Linked DNA regions of Homo sapiens: region 2 is linked to region 1. The links are chromatin loops, found by intact Hi-C in ENCODE. Cell type or tissue: GM12878. All regions are shown on one strand. Links, peaks and the distances in the headings refer to the core of each region. The heading gives the core; the rest is flanking DNA. Region 1 overlaps BMPR1A (bone morphogenetic protein receptor type 1A). Region 2 overlaps BMPR1A (bone morphogenetic protein receptor type 1A).

The links. Hi-C counts contacts between places; a loop is a spot of excess contacts. Peaks named below come from ENCODE experiments on the same cell type or tissue, not always from the same donor. Only the 100,000 strongest peaks of a DNase experiment are listed, where the experiment ranks them.
Region 2: it touches region 1 in a loop (2.9-fold over the local background); 4 of 110 quality-filtered maps call a loop at or near these places.

The regions. Positions count from the first base shown.
Region 1 is chr10:86,844,948-86,856,240 of GRCh38, reverse strand. The region is part of intron 2 of BMPR1A (bone morphogenetic protein receptor type 1A); the gene reads right to left. It also overlaps the pseudogene RPAP2P1. Among named protein-coding and RNA genes, the nearest start is that of BMPR1A, 94 kb to the right of the region's middle. RefSeq lists an enhancer at 1-349 and a silencer at 6,672-6,721. In GM12878, for the core only: no CTCF peak of the experiment used is centred there; a DNase peak (open chromatin) is centred at 6,610.
Region 2 is chr10:86,757,716-86,769,008 of GRCh38, reverse strand. All of the region lies in intron 1 of BMPR1A (bone morphogenetic protein receptor type 1A), which reads right to left. Among named protein-coding and RNA genes, the nearest start is that of BMPR1A, 6.7 kb to the right of the region's middle. In GM12878, for the core only: no CTCF peak of the experiment used is centred there; no DNase peak of the experiment used is centred there; H3K4me3 peaks cover 1,356 bases; H3K27ac peaks cover 723 bases.

The DNA.
Region 1 (11,293 bases), core at 2,135-10,134:
AAGGGGAAGTTCATTACACCTGCTCACTACAACGATGTAGTGAATGAACATTCTATTGTCAAACTCTGTGGTTATCCTTTATGTCACAAGAAGCTGGGAATTAAATATAAAATTTCAAAACCAATAAAGTCTATGATATTACTGAAAGAAAGTCTTTTTGCAGCAATTTTTGTTATGAAGCATCTGAGTTTTTTGAAGCACAAATTCCCAAAACTCCAGTACGGTGAGAGGCATCCAGATTTTCAACTGCTAAAGGAAGGGCAAAGTGGCCATTCTGGAAAAGAAATAGTTATGCAGTAAAGCCATTAAAACATCAGATATCAACAATCCTAGCCAGTTTGAAAAGCAATATGAATCTTCTAGCAATTGTTCTTCCAGCACTCATAATGACAGCAGCAGTGATAATGAGCAAGACTTTGTTTCCTCCATTCTACCAGGAAACAGACCAAATTCAACAAGTATTAGACGACAGCTGCACCAAAAAAGCATAATGAAAAAGAAAGCTGGTCTCAAAGCTAATGCCAAACACAAAGAACAGACAGTAGTGGATGTCACTGAGCAGTTAGGCAATTGCAAATTAGATACTCAGGAGAAAGCTGCCACATGTGAACTTCCTTTACAGAAAGTAAATACTCAAGAGTTCTTCAAATAGTACTTTTTTGAAAAGTACTATTTCAAAAAATAGAAATACTATTTTCAAAAAATAGAAATACTATTTCAAAAAATAGTACTATTTCCTGAAAGATTATAGCTTCAGAAAATTCTGAAAGTAAATACAGTAGGTCAGAAATAACTCTAATAGGCATAAGAAAAGTATGGAGCATTTTAACAGAAAATTTGCCAAATCAAACCAAGTTTCTAAGTCAGTGTCTAGTTCAGTGCAGGTGTGTCCTGAAGTGGCAAATAGAAACTTACTTAAAGTTTTGAAGGAGACTTTGATTGGGTGGAAGACAGAAGAAACTGAGGTTTTTGTATGGCCAGAATTATGCTTCTGTGTGTCTGAAACCTGAAGCCTCTCTGGTTAAAAAACTTAGCGACGCAGGGTGTGGTGGCTCACGCCTGTAATCCCAGCAGGTTGATCACCTGATGTCAGGAGTTCGAGACCTGATGTGAAACCCTGTCTCTACTAAAAATACAATAATTAGCTGGGCGTGGAGGCAGGTGCCTGTAATCCCAGCTACTTGGGAGGCTGAGGAGAACTGCTTGAACCCAAGCAGCTGAGGTTGCAGGGAGTGGAGGTTGCACCACTGCATCCCAGCCTGGGCAACAGAGGGAGACTCTGTCTCAAAAAGAAAAAAAAAAAAAAAGAAAAAGAAAAAAAAAGAACTTAATGACATAATCTCAGACCCAGATAGTCATTCCCCTGCCTGGAGGGAGTCTCAACAGCTTGGAAGAGTCTTTACCTTTTAGGTGCTCAGATACAGCCATTAAACCACTGATGAGAACTTGGAAAAAGAAACTGAAAAGTTAAATCTGAGGATCAGGGAGTTTTATAGAGGATGATACGTTTTGGATGAAGAAACCACCAAATCACAAGACTCAGAAGGGATACGTCTTAAAGACAATGAGCTTTTCCAGGTCGTTAACATTTGGAAAACTCATCATAGCAAATCTTGGAGCAGGAAGTGTTGCGGGAAGTCAGGGACCCCAAACGGAGGGACTGGCTAAAGCCATGGCAGAAGAACATGGATTGTGAAGATTTCATGGACATTTATTAGTTCCCCAAATTAATACTTTTGTAATTTCTTATGCCTGTCTTTACTGCAGTCTCTAAACACAAATTGTGAAGATTTCATGGACACTTATCACTTCCTCAATCAATACCCTTGTGATTTCCTATGCTTGTCTTTACTTTAATCTCTTAATCCTGTCAGCTGAGGAGGATGTATGTCACCTCAGGACCCTGTAATAATTGCGTTAACTGCACAAATTGTAGAGCACGTGTGTTTGAACAATATGAAATCTGGGCACCTTGAAAAAAGAACAGGGTAACAGCAATGTTCAGGGAATAAGAGAGAGAACCTTAAACTCTGACCGCCGGTGAGCCGGGCGGAACAGAGCCATATTGCTCTTCTTTCAAAAGCAAATAGGAGAAATATTGCTGAATTCTTTTTCTCAGCAAGGAACATCCCTGGGAAAGAGAATGTGCCCCTGAGGGTGGGCCTCTGAAATGGTCCCCTTGGGTGTGGCCGTCTTCTATGGTCGAGACTGTAGGGATGAAATAAGCCCTAGTCTCCCATAGCGCTCCCAGGCTTATTAGGACAAGGAAATTCCCGCCTAATAAATTTTGGTCAGACTGGTTGCTCTCAAACCCTGTCTCCTGATAAGATGTTATCAATGACAATGGTGCCCGAAACTTCATTAGCAATTTTAATTTCGCCCCGTCCTGTGGTCCTGTGATCTCGCCCTGCCTCCATTTGCCTTGTGATATTCTATTACCTTGTGAAGCACGTGATCTCTGTGACCCACACCTATTTGCACACTCCCTCCCCTTTTGAAAATCACTAATAAAAAATTGCTGGTTTCACGGCTTGTGGGGCATCACGGAATCTACCGACATGTGATGTCTCCCCCGGACGCCCAGCTTTAAAATTTCTCTCTTTTGTACTCTGTCCCTTTATTTCTCTAACCAGCCAACACTTACGGAAAATAGAAAAGAACCTACATGACTATCGGGGCAGGTTCCCCAATAAGGAAGGATAATGAAGAGATAATTGTTAAATTTTCAGTAGTTTCTTTAGTCATTGTGCCTTTTGGTTTACAGTGCCATCTCCACAGTTGGCATTACTATTTTACAGATAAGTTGAAATTTGCCCCTAGTAAATTTTCATAAATGTGCAGTATTTTTTCTAATGTAAAAATAGCCTAAAATGGTGGGACAAAGTTTTCACTAATTCTTCATATAATAAATGAAGTCTCTGAAGAGGCCTGTTTTTTTTTTTCTTAGAAAAAAAGATCATCTGGGCCAAAGGCTTATCTCTGAATATATGAAAGTGGGTGGTTCTTTTAATTACAAATCCAATTTCTCTAACAGTTACAGAAATATCCAGGTTTTCTATTTACTCTGTGTCAATTTTCATTGTTATAATTTTCTAGAAAATTGACGTTTAAATTGTAAAATTTATTGGTATAAAGTGATTCAAGATATTTTATTTTTAAGACTTTCTTCTGTATCTTCCTTTTATATCCTCAGTATTATTTGTACTTTATATTTTTTCTTGATCAATCTTTCAAATAGTTTATTAGCCTTTCATAAAAAACAACTTTCAGCTCTGTTAATCCTCTTCAATGTATCTTTTTTTAAAAAATTCATCATTTCAAGCCCCAATTCTATCACATTTATTAGCTAGAGGCTTGGATAAGTTTCTCTCTGTGCCTAAGTTTCCTCTTGTGTAAAGTGCACATAATAACAATACCCTCCTCATATGGCTTTGTGAAGATTAAATGAGATAACCTTTGTAAAGAACATGGAACGGTGCTTGGAATAGAGTAAGAACTCTAGAATTGTTAGCTTTTATCTGTATTCTCTATTTTACTTCACTTGAATTTACTGCCATGCTCTTTCCCTAACTTAGATTAGCTTATTAGTATTAAAATCTTCTTTTCAAATATGAATATTTAAGGCTTCAGGGTTTCACACACGTTTTAATATGTCCTAAGTTTCTTTTTCTTTGAAATAAGGTCTTGCGCTCTGTAGTCCAGGCTAGAGTGTAATGGTGTTATCATGGCTCACTGCAGACTCAACTTTGCAGGCTCAAGTAATCCTCCCATCTCAGCTTTCTGAGTAGGGGCTACAGGGGGACACCACTGTGCCGGGCTAATTTTTATTTTTTTTTGTAGACGCAGGGTCTCACTATTTTGCTCAGGCTGTTATTTTCTCTATTGTTTTGTTCTAGGTGTTCACTAAATTGATTATTTTATATTTAATCTGTGGGATTTACAGAAGTGTGTTTTTAAATTTCCCAATGTGTACAGTTTGTTATTCACTTCCTACATGCTTTCTCGCCAGAAAACATGGTTGATTTTATTTGAAATGTATAAGAACTTGCTGTATAGCCTAGTAAATGGTCACTTTCATAAAACACTCCACGTGTGCTTGAAAGAACTTTTTTTTTTTTTTAACAGTTGTGAGGGGTATTTCAGACTTTTCTTTTTTAAAGGCAAGGTCTTGCTCTGTTGCCCAGGCTGGACTGCAGTGATGTGATCACTGCTCACTGCAGCTTCCAGCTCCTGGGCTCAAGCCATCCTCCTGCCTCAGCTTGTCCAGTACAGGCATCTGTCACCATGCCTAGCTCGGACTAACTTCTAAAACCAAATGACCTTGCCATTCTCTCTGCTTAAAAACCTAAAAAATATCCTCATTTCATACGATAAAATTAGTAACGCAAGACTTTTTGTCATCTGACAACTGCTGAGACCTCTACTACTCTCCTCCCCTCTCCTCCATACCCTTACGATGCTCCAACTCTACCAAAGTCAGTGCAGCCGCTCTCCCTTCACAGGCACTCCTTCCAGGCTTCCATTACTCTGCACAGCTTTTGTGTCTTCGTTGTTCTTTGCCAGAGTAACTACAATGTTCTCTTCAGGACTTGATCTGCGAGTTCCCTTGTGTATGCAATCCTCAATCCCAACTCATTAGGCTGCTTGAGGAGTCCCGTTCAACTTCCAGTACACCCCGCACACATCACAGCTGCTTTGCAGATCTTGAGCAATGTTCACTCAAAAATGACTTAATGATGACTTGGTTATGTGCCATGTAGTGACTATCCAACGGTAAATAAAAGAGACATGATTCCTCCTCTTATAAAGCTTAGTCAGCTGATTTTTTTACTTATCTTGCAGCAATGTAATTGCCACTGTCTAGCACATTTCTAAACAAAGGAATAAAAATGTTCAATAAATAAATTTAAGAAATAAAAAATAGTAATAACTTGCTAAGGGCAATATATTTGGGGAATTAAACCAACCATAAAACCATAAAATGCACTCTAACAGTTCTTTGTAAGTATAATGGCATCTAAAAATATATCTCTAGATCTTACAGTAACGGCCAGTTACTACTGACAGTGCTAGCTCAAGAACTTCGTTCCCAAAATCACCATCCTTTTGTGATTTCTAGACATCAGAGAACAGAAATTTAGACTCACATCATAAAATGGAGGACCTGAATATACTTAAAACCTCTTCTTTCCAAAATATTTCTGGTTTATTTCATATTTTGAATTAGCTTAAAACTTTCAACTATCATGAATAGTTCAGCGCTAAGTTTACCGGTTTTTTATATTATGACATAAGAAATCTAATAATATAAAGCTGTATTCATAATTCTTTCTCATATTGGTACTGAACAATGCACCTACTTTATGTAAAAACAGGCTTATATTTCCTGAACATATAAGGGCTGTCTTTAAAAATTATCACCTCAAAAAGGAGAACTTTAGGCCAGGTGTGGTGGCTCATGCCTGTAATCCATCTCAGCACTTTAGGAGGCTGAGGCAGGAGGATCACTTGAGCCCAGGAGTTCAAGGCTGTGGTGAGTCATGATCATGCCACTGCACTCCAGCCTGGGCAACAGAGCAAGACCCTGTCTCAAAACAACAACAACAACAACAAAACTTTGAGCTAAATTAAAGGACTAGTTCTAAAGACTAGGAAATGTTAAAATGGGTTTAAGTAGCCAATCTAGTGAATTACACCCTCACTGGGCAGAGCTGGCTAGCTTGCAAGCTGGCTAGAAATGCAGAATCCCAGACCGTGCTGAATTAGAATCTTCTAACAAGACCCCCAGGTGACATGCGCGTACACTAAATTTGAAAAGCAGTAGATAAGACCACCTTTATTTAGCTGCTTAGTCTACCCTGTTTAATTTAAGCATCCTGGAAATATTCACTTATTGAGCAATGAACTGTTTTTTTTTTTTTGAAATGGAGTCCGCTCTGTCACCCAGGCTGGAGTGCGGTGGCGCTATCTCAGCTCACTGCAACCTCCGCTTCCCAGGTTCAAGCCATTCTCCTGCCTCAGCCTCCCAAGGAGCTGGAATTACTGGCATGCACCACCATGCCTGGCTAATTTTTGTATTTTTAGTAGAGATGGGGTTTCACCATATTGGCCAGGCTGGTCTCAAACTCCTGACCTCAAGTGATCCACCCACCTCGGCCTTCCAAAGTGCTGGGATTACAGGCATGAGCCACTGCACCCGGCCTGAGTAGTGAATTTTTTTTAACTTCCACTCCCCTACTCTCCCCACCCCAAAAGAGAGCAAGATGCTTTCTGGATGCTTCGTAGTATTTACTTACTCACCCAAAATATATTTATTGTTCATACACTGTGTTAGCTGCCATAAACTGTTACTTTTTAAATGGCACAGGTAAACGCTAATAAAATTCAGATGAGGAAAGGAAAGTTAAACTAATATTTACTGAGTGTCTACTATGAGGATGTGATACCTAGGAACAACATTCCCTGGTGTCTATTATTTGCCAGGCATTGTTCTAGATACTGCTCAAAATAACTTTCTGCAATCATGAAAGTCTCTATGTTACTCAATAAAGTAGCCACTAACCATATGTGGCTACTCAGTAGTCAAAATACAAGTGGCTAATGACAACCATATCGGAGAGTGTAGTTCTAGAAGCTTATACTTACTACCTATTTGATTCACTGACCAATCCTGACAAGCCAGTGTAAATGTGGATCTAAGGCACAGAAGTTACTGGTAGACTATCGAAAATGGAATGACTAGTAACAGAGCACAGAAGCTGCAGTTCAAATCCAAAGACATGGGAAGAGAAGATTAATTCTAGGCAATGGGATCAGATAAGCCTTCATCAAAGTGTTGGCATCTAAGCTCACACTTGAATAATGGACAGATTTCAACATACTAGGATGTGAGAGAGGCATTCCAGACTGGGAAATCCAGAGGCAAAAGCACAAAGTCAGAAAAGCATGGTAAAGATAAGGAATAGAGTGAGATCAGTAAGACTGAAAAACAGCATTACTATATAGTTTTATATTTGGTTTATCTTACCAATTACGATTTTTCCTAAAGAACAAAGGAATAAAGAATGATTAAGTGTAGGCAGGAATTAATTCATAAGATTCTCAAATGCTAGTGTAAAGTAGCCTGAACTTTACTCAGCAGACAAGGAGAAATCACTGGAGGTTTCAGAGCAAAGAAGTGAGTGCACCATGGTTTAGAAAAATCACTCTTGAAGCATTACATGGGATGAAAGGGACAGGGTGAGGTAGATAAGCCAAAGGGTAATTACAGTAGTTCACACAAGAAGTAACCATCCCAACCAAGAGGCAATGAGAATAGGGAAGTGGAAGAAAACTATTATAGAGGGGGGGCTGATAAAATTTAGCAACTTCTAGATCTGATAGAAAGCAGAGATGCAGTTGTCATAGGTGGTTCCCAGATTTAAATCCTGGGTTGCTGGAAAAATTACAGACCATCAGGAGACAGAGGTGCAAGAAGCTTTTGAAAATATACAAGCAGCTCTAACTAAGGCTGGGAGAATAAACAAATGTGTTCCTACTGCTCCTAAATCCTCAGAAACAACAGAAAAATGTTTAAAAATAGAAGAATATTATGTGTAACCGAGATGGAAGAATGGGTACCAAAGGCAGGAAGAAAAGGTAGTATGTTAAAAGCAAAAATTATTAAATATATAACAAAAAAGTGGAGTTAATTTATAAAACCAAAATGCTGGCTCTTTGAAAAGACCCATGAAATTATCTAGAAAGTTCAATATCCCTAGGAAGTCTAAGCACAAAAATAAAGAACAAATAAATAATACGAAGTACAAGGAGGCCTACCAAAAATAATTATAAATATTCAAGCATAATAATATTAAATAATAGTTAACACTTAGAGCTCTATAGGCCAGGCACTGTTCTACATACTTCATATGTTAAATTCCTTAATCTTCACACTAACTTTATGAGAGGGATATTCTCATTAGGCATAATTTTATAAGAATAAATCTGAAAATCAAGAATAACTGTATGGACCAGGCGTGGTGGCTCACGCCTGTAATCCCAGCACTTTGGGAGGCCAAGGCAGTTCGGCCTTGAGGTCGGGAGTTCAAGACCAGCCTGACCAACATGATGAAGCCCCATCTCTACTAAAACTACAAAACTTTAGCCAGGTGTGGTGGCAGGCGCCTGTAGTCCCAGCTACTTGGGAGGCTGAGGCAGGAGAATTGCTTGAACCCGGGGGGCGAAGGGTGCAGTGAGCCAAGATGGCACCACTGTACTCCAACTTGGGCGACAGATGGAGACTCTATCTCAAAAAAAAAAAAAAGTATCATTTTCTATAAAGATATTAATACAAAAATTAACTCAACAGGGAATGGAATACACAAACAGACCAATAACCTAAGAAACAGAGGTCCCCAAGATGGCAGTGGGATGGAGGGCAAGGAGGGTGGTGAGGAGGGCAATGGGGTGAAGGGTGGGGAAGAGGGACTAAAAGGCTTTGGTGCATAGTGTTTAAAATTTTATATAGGAACTTATTAATAGGCTGCTTACATAATCTTTATACACACACATACACACGTGTGTGTGTATTTTTAAATAGAGATGGGGTCTCGAACTCCTGGCCTCAAGCAATCCTCCCACCTTGGCCTCCCAGAGTGTTGGCATTACAGGCATGAGCCACCGTGCCTGGCCAATATATAATCTTTTAAAAATAAAAAAAAGATCATTTTAAAAAGAGGCAATGAGGAAAAAGAAAAACAAAAGGGGCAATGAGACGTTCCCTAACCCCTGCCCTATAAAAGACAGAGCAGGGAAGGGAGAAACAAAAGGAAGGAAGAAAGAATACATAAGATATAATCAGAGGTTAAACTGGAGTATCTGTGACACCGAGACTGGAAATTACCTTTCACAGTTGAAACCATAAGACAGTAGTGCAAGAGAGAAATTATTAGGCTGGAAGATAAAGTTAGGAATTGAAGTGTAGTAAGAGAATATGAGGAGAAAACCTCATATTACCTGAAAACCTTGTGGCATGCTCTCCCCACTATACCATATGGAGCTGCAAGTTCCCAAACCACCGTCTGCATCTAAAAGTACCCCAAATGGGCCAGGCGCAGGGGCTCACGTCTGTAATCCCAGCACTTTGGGAGGACAAGGTGGGTAGATCACTTGAGGTCAGGAATTCAAGACCAGCCTGGCCAACATTGTGAAACCCCATCTCTACTAAAAATACAAAAATTAGCAGAGAGCAGAGCGAGACTCCACCTCTAAATAAATAAATAAATAAAATTAAAGCACCCAAACTGGAGAGGGATCAAAACCAGAAGTAAATCCGCTAAGCTTAAATTAAGAAAAAATAATAGTATCTTTAAAACTTAAGAGGAGACAGTCTGAATGGAAGAGAGTGGGACTAAACAGCCTCTTTTTCTGGAGTTGCAGAATAATCAAAAAGCCTGAAAGCGAGACCTGGATGACATTTCTGAGACCAGGAGTTCTAGGTTTCTCTACAGAAGCAAGTGGGTGTGTGGTTAATTTTTTTTGTGTGTGTGTGGGCGGCGGGGGACAGAGTCTTGCTTCGTCGCCCAGGCTGAAGTGCAGTGGCGCAATCTTGGCTCACTGCAACCTCCACCTCCAGGGTTCATGCCATTCTCCTGCCTCAGCCTCCCGAGTAGCTAGGATTACAGGCATGTACCACCATGCCCGGCTAATTTTTGTATTAAAAGGGTCCAAAAAGGAAATAAGAGACCAGAAGCCTGGAGAAGAGGCACGCTGACGGCCCTAAGGCAGGGAACACAAAGTGCCAATCTTTATCTTATGTGAATGCCCAACACAAGGCACCTCCCACAGAAGAGGCATTCAACTACACCCCAAGGACAGACAGGATGGCTTGTCAGTGCTGTCAGCCAGCTTCTTCCCAAGGCTGGAGTACCAGGCCCGTCAATGGAGCCTGTGGAGTGACAGAGAGGAAGGCTCTACATAGGCCCAACAGCATGGGCTCCTTCTTATGAAGGGTGACCTAACTACTGCCACTGCCAAATGCCAGCTAACAAGGAGGGTGCAGAACCAACACTCCAGATGCGGGCTTGCCTTCCCTACCCAGAGAACACCCTACTGCCAGCACAACTGAGGGCTCTTAGAGCATTCTCATATGAATGTCAAGGATGGAAATAAGAGCTCAGGACCAGCTGCAGTGGTAGGGATTTTAACCCTCTTGTTTCAGAGATATATACATATATCTATATATATATAATTTTTTTTTTTTTGAGACGGAGTCTCGCTCTGTCACCCAGGCTGGAGTGCAGTGGCACGATCTTGGCTCACTGCAAGCTCCACCTCCCGAGTCCACGCCATTCTCCTGCCTCAGCCTCCCGAGTAGCTGGGACTACAGGCGCCCGCCATCACACCCGGCTAATTTTTTGTATTTTTAGTAGAGACGGGGTTTCACCATGTTAGCCAGGATGGTCTCGATCTCCTGACCTCATGATCCACTCGCCTCAGCCTCCCAAAGTGCTGGGATTACAGGCGTGAGCCACTGCACCTGTTAGATATTTCTTTTAGTGATCATAATCAGCCACCAATCTGCAGGGTCAGTGACAGAGTAGATCTAATGGGGCATGAGGGAGTCTCACTGGTAAAAGGGGCAGACCACAGCAGACCTTCGTGGTGCTCTGCAGCTCACCCCTCTCCGCACTGTGGCTCTGGTGGGCAGGTCTATGTGGCATGCACAGCACCTGACTCAAGTGGGAGTGGAGGCACTGCTCTGTTTTGTTCCTCGGAGACTTTGCAAACCTAAGGGAGACTGCTCAACAGCATGGAGGCACAAGCACAGACCTGCCGGAGTTAAAGCTCACGGAGCAACCTTCAATTAACAACAGGTGAAAGTTGGTGCATGCATGTCTCAGGCTCCCTGTCCTTTGGTGGGACAACAGTGAGGTACATTCAGAAGACACCCACAGGGCTGAAGCCCAGCTGCCCGCAGGGGGAACTGGATCACCCACTTAATGAAACTTCACTCCCTTCTCTGTCTCACTTTTCCCATTCTCTCACTTCTGCTTTTTGGTTCATCTCCCAAATAACCTATCAGCCAGTAAGTCTTTTTCTCAGGCTCTTCTTTCAAGGGAACACAAACTAAGTGGTAAAGTCAAGATTCAAACTGAAGTCCTCTGGCTACACTGCTTGTGCTTGTAAACAGAGTATGCTGCACTGGGCACAGTGGCTCACTTTGGGAGGCTGAGGTGGGCAGATCACCTGAGGTCAGGTGTTCAAGACCAGCCTGGCCAACATGGCGAAACCTCATCTCTACTAAAAATAC
Region 2 (11,293 bases), core at 2,003-10,002, 87 kb after region 1:
TTAAGATAGAACTGTCCTGCTTATTTCTCTCAGAAATACTCATCTTCACTAACATTCATTAAGCTACTACAGTGGCAAGCACAGTGTTAAGCACTGAACTGCACTCATCATTCATTTAGTCCTCACAGTAGCCCTGAGAGAGAGGACCATTATTATCCTTGTTTCACATATGAGAAAAGAAGGCTTAGAGTAATTAACAACTTTGGCTCAAGGTCACAAACCTAGTAAGCAGAGTGTAATAAGGCACAGAAAGCAATAAACACACCGATGCATAACTAAACCTAGAAATAAGCCAACATTTAATTAACCTTTTTAGTTATTTCATAACCAGATAAATGGAAAAGTCACAATAACCATATCAGGATTTCTTTATTCTTTTAAGCTATTAATGCCTTCTTTGTGTAAAGATTTAACCTCAATTGAATGACTTCTTTTGTTGACTCTCCTCAGTGATGTGACCAGAGAAACCTGTTACAAATCATTTTCTCTTCTATGCAAATTGATAAAATGCTAAGAAAAAACAGGGAAGAGTGCATAATTTTAAGAACAAAGGCCTGTGAACACAATTAAAGTTACTATGCCATCCATTAACAATCAGCATTACTACGATAGGAACAAACACATGGGGGTGGGGGGCACATCTTTAATAGCATAATCCACTTCTTTTAACAAATGTTTCATTTTGGATAACAGTTTTTTTAATGTACTTTAAAGAAACTTTACTCACGCTCTTTATATTTAAGATATTTATATTTATTCTTAGAAAAACGTTACTTTATTATTATCCCTTGCCCTTACAGCCAGAAAAATATCAATTTGGCCATTGTCAGAGAAGAAAAACTTCCTACACCCTCTTAGGTTCAGTAATTGAGGTCTGATAAATTAAACTGACAAAGAACACATCTGCAAGAGAAATGACAGATTTGATTCACATATGTAGAATAATTCACAGAAAAATGTGACCCAAGGGGGCTGTCCGAATTTGGGGCATGTGTACCATCTTACTAGGGGAACTGGAACTAGAAAAGAACAATGGGCTGTTGCAGGAAAACAAGTAACATGTAGGAAAGACAAATGGACCCTTAGGACAACAGTTGGACATAGGATAGTTTATAACAATGTCTGTTTAGGTGTGGTGCCAAATTCTCTCCAGCGACAAGAGACCATCTTCCCTGCTTGCAAAACTCCCAAGGAAGGGATTTATGACAACTGGAAGTTATGACAATTGAGTTCTTTGGGGGAGGATCTAGTTTTAGGCAGACAAGGGAGTTCAGGAGGAAAAAAAAGCTATTCTCAAATGTTTCCAGATTAAAATATATGTTTTGTTTGTTTGAGACAGGGTCTTGCTTTGTCACTCAGGCTGGAGTGCAGTGTAAGATCATGGCTCACTGCAGTCTCGAACTCCTGGGCTCAAGCGATCCCCCCACCTCAGCTTCCTGAGTTGCTGAGACTACAAGTGCATACCACCACATCTCATTGATTTTTAAATTTTTGTAGAGACAGAGTCTCAACATATTGCCCAGGCTGGTCTAGAGCTCCTAGGCTCAAGTGATCCTCCTGCCTCCGCCACCCAAAGTGCTGGGATTACAAGCATGAGCCACCAGGTTTCCAAATAATTTTTATGTTGCAGTAGCATATTCTGGACGCCTTTGCCATGAACAGATACAAATATCTGAACATTTACTTTGTACAAAGCATGCATGTGTACTGTTAGCAATACGAAATATTTTAGCACAAAAATCAAAGGAGCGTATAACAAGTTGAGAGTATAAGACAAATGAAACTTAAAATTTTTTGTTTTTTAATATTCATACAACAGCAAAGAAACCTTATATCATGAATGTTTTTTCAGCTGGCAAACTGGCAAAGATAAAAACAGACTGATATGGCCGGGCGTGGTGCCTCACGCCTGTAATCCCAGCACTTTGGGAGGCCAAGGCGGGCGGATCACGAGGTCACGAGATCAAGACCATCCTGACCAACATGGTGAAACCCTGTCTCTACTAAAAATACAAAAATTAGCTGGACATGGTGACGTGCACCTGTTGTCTGAGCTACTCCGGAGGCTGAGTCAGGAGAATCACTTGAATCCGGGAGGCAGAGGCTGCAGTGAGCCAGGATGGCACCACTGCACTCCAGCCTGGCAGCAGAGCAAGACTCGGTCTCCAAAAAAAAAAAAAAAACCATCCTGGCTAACACGGTGAAACCCCGTCTCCACTAAAAATACAAAAAAAAATTAGCCAGGTGTGATGGCGGGCGCCTGTACTCGGGAGGCTGAGGCAGGAGAATGGCATGAACCCAGGAGGCGGAGCTTGCTGTGAGCAGAGATAGCGCCACTGCACTCCCGCCTGGGTGAAAGAGCGAGACTCCGTCTCAAAAAAAAAAAAAAAAGACTGATATGATTATGTTGGGAGGAGAGAACATATTCAAATACTGTTGGCTGGAATATGAATGGTTACGAAGATTTTGCAGGGTGGCTTGGCACTTTCCATCCAATCTGCACGGCTTCTCTTATAGTAAATGCATTTCTAAGAATTCATTTCATAAAATAAAAACAGTCTCAAAGGATATGTACAAACACCACAGCATATTTGCAATGCAAAAGAAAAAAATGGAAATAATCTAATTATTCATTAACACGAAACTGGTAAGTAAAATTAAGGTATAATCAGAAAATGGAATAACTGCTTAACTACTATAAAGAATGAGATGATTAAGGCTGCGCACAACACCTCACACCTGTAATCTCAGCACTTTGGGAGGCCTAGGTGGGAGGATCACTTTAGCCCAGGAGTTCGAGACCAGCCTAGGCATCATGGTGAGATCCCACCTCCACACACACAAAAATTTTTTAATTAGCTGGGCATGGTAGCATGCACCTCTGGTCCCAGCTATTCAGGAGGCTGAGATGGGAGGATTGCTTGAGCCCAGGAGTTGGATGCTGCAGTGAGCTGTTTGCACCACAGCACCACTGCAGCCTGGGCAACAGAACAAGACCTTCCCTCAAAAAAAAAAAAAAGAATGAGGAAATTGAAATTTACTGACATAAAAAGAATCCCCCTATATATTCAGTGAAAATAAATTTAAAGATAAGGATGTATCGTATGACCCCATTTTAGGAAATGGGGACAGAAAAAAAGAAAGAAGGCAACAGAAAAGAAAATTTTTTCTAGCTCTATACTTTCAACAGTGGCAATCTTGGGGCACAGGTGAAGCATGATTACAGAAGACTTTCATTACTTCATTTCTGTATTGTTTGAAATTTCAACCACAAATATGTGTAACTTCTGTTAACAGAAAACACACAGTTCTATGGTAATACGTAGTTAGGGAAACTATACTAGAGTTTCACCATGTGTATTAGCATATTAAAAGTTCTGAGAAGGTTTGTAGTAAAGAAATCTAATATACCAAAAGATTATCTTCAAATAATGATGCAGCAAAGAGCCAACTATGAGGCTTGGACCACTGAGGAGGGCTTCATAGGAGAGAGAGGAATATTCTTTTTTTTTTTTTTTTTTTTTTGAGACAGAGTCTTACTCTGTCGCCCAGGCTGGAGTGCAATGGTGCAATCTCGGCTCACTGCAACCTCCACCTCCCAGGTTCAAGTGATTCTCCTGTCTTAGCCTCCTGAGTACCTGGGATTACAGGCGTGCCACCACACCCGGCTAATTTTTGTATTTTTAGTGGAGATGGGGTTTCACCATGTTGGTCAGGCTGGTCTCGAGTTCCTGACCTCGTGATCCTCCCGCCTCGGCCTCCCAAAGTGCTGGGATTACAGGCGTGAGCCACAGCACCTGGCCAAGGATTTATACTAGATTTTAAAGCATTCTGATGGGCAAAGAACCAGGGAAAGGAAAGTCAAAGGCAGTACTGTCCAATATGACGTGTAATTTTAAACTTTCTAGTTGCCACATTTAAAAAGTAAAAAGAATCCTGTGAAATCAGTTTTGTTTTTTTAACTGAGACAAGGTCTCACCACGTTACCCAGGCTGGTCTCAAGCTGCTGGGCTCAAGCAATCCTCCCACAGTGCTGGGATTACAGGCATGAGCCACCATGCCCGGCCAAAATCAGTTTTAATATATTTCTTTAATCCAATGTATCCCTAACAGTATCATCTCACTATATAACCAATATTTTAAAAGCATAATGAGATATTTTACATCTTTTGGTACTATCTTCAAAATCTGGTACGTAATTCACACTTAGACTAGCCACAGTTCAAGTCTTCAACAGCCACATGTGGTAGTGGCTATCTATTGTAGTGGACAGTAGAGGTCTAAGGATTCTGAACCCAAACCTGAATCGGATATTTACGTGACTTAGGCTGATAAAATAGTAGGAAAGGAAGCAAAGCAGAAAAGGCTGACTTGGCCAGAGCAGGAGACCAGTCCAAGATATTCTGGATTTTCTATTGTAAGCAAATAAGAAAACAGGGAAAAATATTTAACAAATAGGGATGATGACCAAAGCAGTACTTCAGAAAGATTAACAGTTTTTGCTAAAATATACACGTACAACTTCAACATGCAATTTTTCCCCCACATTTTTATTAAATAAAAGATTATAAAATGAAGGAAGAATAATCTGTCACCCAGCGATTATATTTCATTGATTTGGTATACATTTAAGATACTTCTGAACAGTTACCACTGAAATATTTTTATTTCATGACATTTTTAAATGATTCTTGAAAAATGCAGACATTAAGAGCCTCACCAAAATTTAACAGCCTTTACTTTAATATTTTCTAACAAGAGCTTCTTTTAGCCAGGAATCTAAAACATTCTTATATACAAATTTAAAACACTCAAGACCCTATACTCTTGAAATACATTACAAAGCATTTTAATTACTAGTAAGAAAACTACCTACAAATCTTAATATACATAAAACAGTATCAAAACTATCCAAGTCAGCCAGATGTGGTGGCTCACGCCTGTAATCCCAGCACTTTGGGAGGCTGAGGCGGGAGGATCACGAGGTCAGGAGATTGAGACCATCCTGGCTAACACGGTGAAACCCTGTCTCTACTAAAAAATAGAAAAAATTAGCTAGGCGTGGTGGCGGGCTCCTGTGGTCCCAGCTACTCAGGAGGCTGAGGCAGGAGAATGGCGTGAACCCGGGAGGCAGAGCTTGCAGTGAGCCAACATGCGCCACTGCACTCCAGCCTGGGCGACAGAGCGAGACTCCGTCTCAAAAAAAAAAAAAAAAAAACAACTATCCAAGTCTCCTACAGATTTCTCACCTTCAAAATTGAGAGTCTATCTTCTCAACATTTTGATACTTTACCCAAAGGCTAAAGAAAAAAAAATTAATGCTCAAAAAAGGAGGTAAGAAAGCAGGATACGGGAAGGGCACCGCAGGCATAAGCCATACTCCCTTTGGTACTTGCAAGGACTGCCAAGGCTGGCGTGATTCTTCAGCCAAAAGTCAGAAGTCCAGTGATGTCATTAGGACCAAAAGCATTATATGACCTTCAATTTCGGCAGCTAACTGTGCTGCAAGTCAAGATATTTTCTTTCTTTTTCTTTTTTTAAGCAGAAAAATTATCTTAAAGTTCACCATGTTCCTTCTATTTTTTAAGATAAAGAAACGAAGATTCGGATTGGGTTAGTGTGGCATCCGTGATTGAATAGGTACTCAGTAGTAAAACCAGTATCAGACATTATTTATAAAAAATTAGAAGCTGAAACTTAATCATTCCGCTGCTTCTTTATGGCTTTTTATACTTCCCAAATTACCCACAATAGATGTATTGCCTTTAAAATTTTTAAAAAGCTGCAAAAACTGCTCACTTTACCGAATACTTCTGGCCGGGCGCAGTGGCTCATGCCTGTAATCCCAGCACTTTGGGAGGCCGAGGTGGGCGGATCACGAGGTCAGGAGTTCGAGATCAGCCTGACCAACACAGCGAAACCCCGTCTCTACTAAAAATACAAAAATTAGCCAGGCGTGGTGGCTCACGCTTGTGACCCCAACTACTTGGGAGGCTGAGGCATGAGAATCGCTTAACCCGGGAGGTAGAGGTTGCAGTGAGCCAAGATCACGCCACTGCACTCCAGCCTGGGCGACAGAGTGAGACTCCGTCTCAAATAAATAAATAAATACTACTGAATACTTCCAAAAACAGTCTCCTTGTCCTTTCTTGCCTAAGGTCTCACTCTGCGGGCTACCTTTCTCAGGAAAGCCTTCCAAAGTACCCGCATCCTGAACAGCCCAGCTTCCCTTATCAGTCTTGTAACATTCCCTGGACTTCCTTTTTGTAGATCTTAACATAACTACAACTAGATAATTATTTAATGTCTATCTTCTCTACCCAGGCCTTAAGTTGAAATTTCTCAAGACTGGCCAGGCGCAGTGGCTCACACCTGTAATCCCAGAACTTTGGGAGGCCAAGGCGGAAGGATCACCTGAGGTCAGGAGTTGAGACCAGCCTGGCCCACGAGGCAAAACCCTGTCTCTACTAAAAATACAAAAAGGAGCCAGGCGTATTGGCGGGCGCCTGTTAAACCCAGCTACTCGGGAAGCTGAGCCAGGATAATCACTTGAACCCAGGAGGCGGAGGTTGCAGTGAGCCCAGATCGCACCACTGCACTCCAGCCTGGGAAACATAGCAAGACTCCGTCTCAAAAAGAAAGAAAAAAAATTCTCAATGCTGTTTTAGGCTCTTTGCTAGACCATACAAGGAGTTCTCGATACGAGGTCTATAACCTATAACCTGTAATTCTATAACCTATAACCTATGTCTTCCTCTGCCAGATATATGCACCTGCCTGAAATGAGACCACAAAAGTGAAGAACAGAAAAGACAACCTCAATTAATTATATCATTTGAGCACTTAGGTCCAGCCATGTCTATTTCTAGACCTTTCAATATCATGGGGGTTAGTGGGGAGAAGCTTTTCCCTCCTTTAAGCTAACTTGAGTTAGGGCTGTCACTTGTAAGCAAGAGTCACTTGAGAGAGCCACCCAATTCCCACTGTTGGAATATAAAATCTATACAGCAATGACTCCCAAATGCCTACCTCCAGCACAAACCTCTGTCAAACCCCAGACCCATATAGACAACTGCCAAGTGGAAATCCCTACTTGGCTGTTTCAGATATCTCAAACTCCATGTGATCCAATACTATTTTCTTCTACAAACCAGCTCTCCCACCTCATTTTTCATATCTGTCACCCACATCTACCCTGCTTTCCAAGCTAGAAATCCAGGAGTTGTTCTTGCCAATCCCATTCCTTCTCTCATCCACGCTAGTTATCGCCTCCTATCCATTCCAGGCCCTAATTATCTGCCACCATCTTAACCCATTTATGCCTGAGGCTGCAATTTTTTGAATTTTTGCAATCAGACCTTGGTGATGACCTTGAGCAGGATATAAATAACTCCCACGTGCTTAGCGTTCCAATAGTGGAACACTAGGCATAAATGGGTTTAATCCGGGCTAGGCCAGAAAGACCTTCCTACAAGTTTGAACATCTTCAGTCTTCCTTTCTTCAAAATGATTTTCCAACATGTAACTAATCTCCCTAACTGCAAATGTGATTATAATATTTTATCCCTATCTCTAGCATACTCCTGTCCTCCTTCATAAGTCAACAGCCAATTATATACAGCTGGATCAAGAGCCAAGCTCCACTGTTCCAGACTTTAACAGTATAACAAATCTGTGCCATAAGAAAGGAAGGCTCATCAGAAATATAAAACTATAAAAGAGTAACAAAGTCTACAACATCAGAGTAAATAAAAGATACTCAAAGATAATTTACTCATCTATTCAATGTCTACTCATTAGTTATATATTAAACTGCCCATACGAACTGGCTTAGGGACCACAGGGGCCACCCTGAGATGGAGTCTACTGATCATCTGATCTCCCTATGCCCCTAACTAGTGTTCTTTTCAAAAAACACTACTGGGGATTTCCAGGCACATCCAAGAGCTTTGATTAGGGAGAGAAACACTATTCATCAATTCTAAGATGCATCCATTTTTCATATTTTAGCATCTCCGGAATTGGGGTGCACCTTACAATCAATGGCTTCTTACAACTAGAAGCATATTTTAAGTGGTCTGTAACACTACTGTGTATCTTACAATGGACATAACTCAATGCAAGTCAACATTTAATCTTGTGTTAAAAAGTTGGTCCAACTTGGTCAATATGGACCTTGTGATGTTAAAAAGACATCCTAAAGCCTAAAAACTAGTAAAAGGTGGGAAAGTAGAAAAGGAAAAGAAATGGTTCCTACTTCAAAATTTAGTGTGATAGGAAACCCATTTTCCTTTCTCTCCATGGTTCGCTGCTCCTAAGATCCAATAGTCAGATCAGGACAGTTCAACAGCTACTGTTAGGCTAGACAGGAGCCTTTCCCCATTTATTCCTTTTAATATGCAAGAAAAGTCCGTTACAGACCCACCCTGCAAACTAGTAGTGAAACTAATATTTGTATAAAAACTGCTATAAAGGCCAGCCACAGTGCCTCACCTGTGTAACCCCAGCACAGGGAGGCTGAGGCGAGCGGATCAACTGAGGTCAGGAGTTTAAGACCAGCCTGGCCAACATGGCAAAACCCCACCTCTACTAAAAATACAAAAATTAGCCAGGCGTGGTCCCAGCTACCTGGGAGGCTGAGGCAGGAGAATCCCTTGAACCCAGGAGGCAGAGGTTGCAATGAGCTGAGCTCACGCCATTGCACTCCAGCCCAGGCGACAGTGCGAGACTCTGTATCAAAAAAAAAAAAAAAAAAAAAAAGAAAGAAAGAAAGAAAGAAAGAAAAAACAATAAGGTATTAAAAAAAAAAAAAAAAAAAAACAGGTAAATCTGAGGCAAATACCACAGAAAATATTTCATTTAATGGAAGACCTAGGAAACTTCTGAGTGGCGAAGTGGTAAGAACTGGGCTTACAGATTAATTTAGGCAGAAATACATAAGATTAGATAAAGGAGAAAAGTGAAGGCAAGAAAATCATAACATTAGTCCAGGTGGGATGAGAACTTGATTTAGAGTTAGGGGGTGGGGGTGGAGTCGCGGGGTGGTGGGGGGAGAACTACGTGAAAGCCAAATAACACTAGATTTGAAAATAAATTCCTGAAAAAAATGTGAAACATTAAAATTCATATGAGAATCAGAAAATCGACACAAACCAACAGCTATTAAAGAAATTGAAGTGTTACTCAAAGTCCTCTCCAGAAAAAAGATCTAGGCCTAAATGGTCACATAGGGGAGGTCTTCCAAACTTTCAAGGAACAGATAATCCCAGTCTAAAATGATCCTGAAAAAGAGAAAAAGAAGGAAAGCTGCCCAACTCGTTTTATGATTTGACTACTACCTTCACACCAATATGAATTCAGAATTGCCCCACAGTTAGCAAGAATAGAGAGCAGAAGAGTTACAATATCATAAAGCAGAATCAACAGATGTTGGCTACAGACAAGATATGATGAAATGGGAAAAGGTTTGGGTTTGGTATGACATCAACAAAAATAAAGAACACCAAAGAGGCAAGTTTGCTAAGGAAAAGCAGCTCAGAACAATCAGGTACAGATATGTAGAAAGCAACTGAATAAAAAAGAAAAAACAAAACAAACAAACAAAAAAACGTGATTCAGAAGACACATAAACAAAGAATTGAGAATTATTCCAACAGAAAGGTCTGAACAATCATTCTAAGGGACTAGAGACATAGAGAAAAGTGATCTGAAAAGTGAAACTTGGAGAACGCATATTAAAGAGGAAAGAAGAAACAGAAGGCAGAAAAGTGGCGGAGAGGAACAAAGTCAGTATAATGTCACAAAAGGCCCCTCTTCATCTAGTTAATAGTTAACTCTTGCTCATCCTTCACAATCTGCCTGGGTTCCAACAAAGCAATTTTAAGGTATCTTTCCCAGATTCTCCCACCACCACAAGCACCAGATCAGGTCTCCATTTGAAGTTCTTATAATATTCTGCACCTTAATTAAAATCACAATTATATTTAACTAGAGACTTTATTTTTCAATAAGTATTTCCCCACTAGACTTTAAGCTCCATGAGGGAAGGATCTGTTGTATCTTACTGCCTTGGACCCTGTGTTAGAATACAGCGAGTATAGATGAATGAAACCCAAGGAGAGGCATCTGAAAATGTGAAGTCGATGTTAAATCTTACAGAAAACTCAAGGAGAGGACTTAGAAAAAGGTAGTTAAATGTGTTGATTAGGTTATAGTTCCTTGTGAAGGTGAAATCCAGATAACAAGGGGTTAAGAAATGAGTGGCTAGCCACCAACCAGGCAAAGGCAGGAAAAGCAGACTACACTTGGCAATCTCTAGAGATGGATTGTGAATGACTAAATTTTAATTTCAATGTTGCGCTAGTTCGCAATTAACAACCATGTGTTACTTTTATTACGAACAAGCTTTTTAAAATGTTAATAAGATTTGAAAAGGAAAAGCAGCAACAAGACAGCTTGAAGGAGTAGCAGACTTAAGAAAAGGTTTTTGTAAACTGAAAAAATCTTAAGAACATTTGTACTTTAAAGAACCCAAATACGACAGAGAAAATAACTCACGCTCCACTAAGCAGGAAAATTAGAAGGAAAGGAAAAAAACCCCAAGGTGTTAACTAATAAGAAAGACAAAAAAAAAAAAAAAAATTCTCCCTCTTTGACGGAAGGTTAAGAAGCCAGTAACAGAAGGAATTTAATGAAGGAGCTCCTGCTAAGTGCCTCAACCTCTTCTGTAAAGGGTGGGGAGAAGTGAAGAAAGTAGAAAAAGTTTAAAGTGGGCTCCACGGAAAATGGAGGAAAAATTAAACAAGAACTGAGTCTGGTTCTACTAAAAACGCATTCTACATTTCAATCGGCCTTTCATACACTCACCCCATTCCTAGATCAGAGAATTGCCCATATTTTAGCTTCAAATTTAAAAATCTAAATAATTCTGGTTCACATTCTTTATTTCAACAACTGAAAACAATGAGACGCATTAAGTTACACTCTAATTCAAAGTTTAACTCCTCTCACAAGTAAATACAATAAAGTAGTTGTTTTCAACTCCAGCAACAAAATAGCGATAATTTCAAGTAAGAGTAACTGAAAAATGTTCCTAAACGTAAAAGTGTTTGCAAACAGTTTTGGTTTTTTTTCTTCCTAATTCGTTTGCCAGAATACGATGTTCCTGGGTTCAAATCCCAGCTCCCTTAGACAAGTTAGTTAACCTCTTTGCGACTCGGTTTCTTCCCCTAAAACAATGAGGAATACAATAAACCAGAATCGTTGTAAGGATTAAATGACGTAACACAGGTGC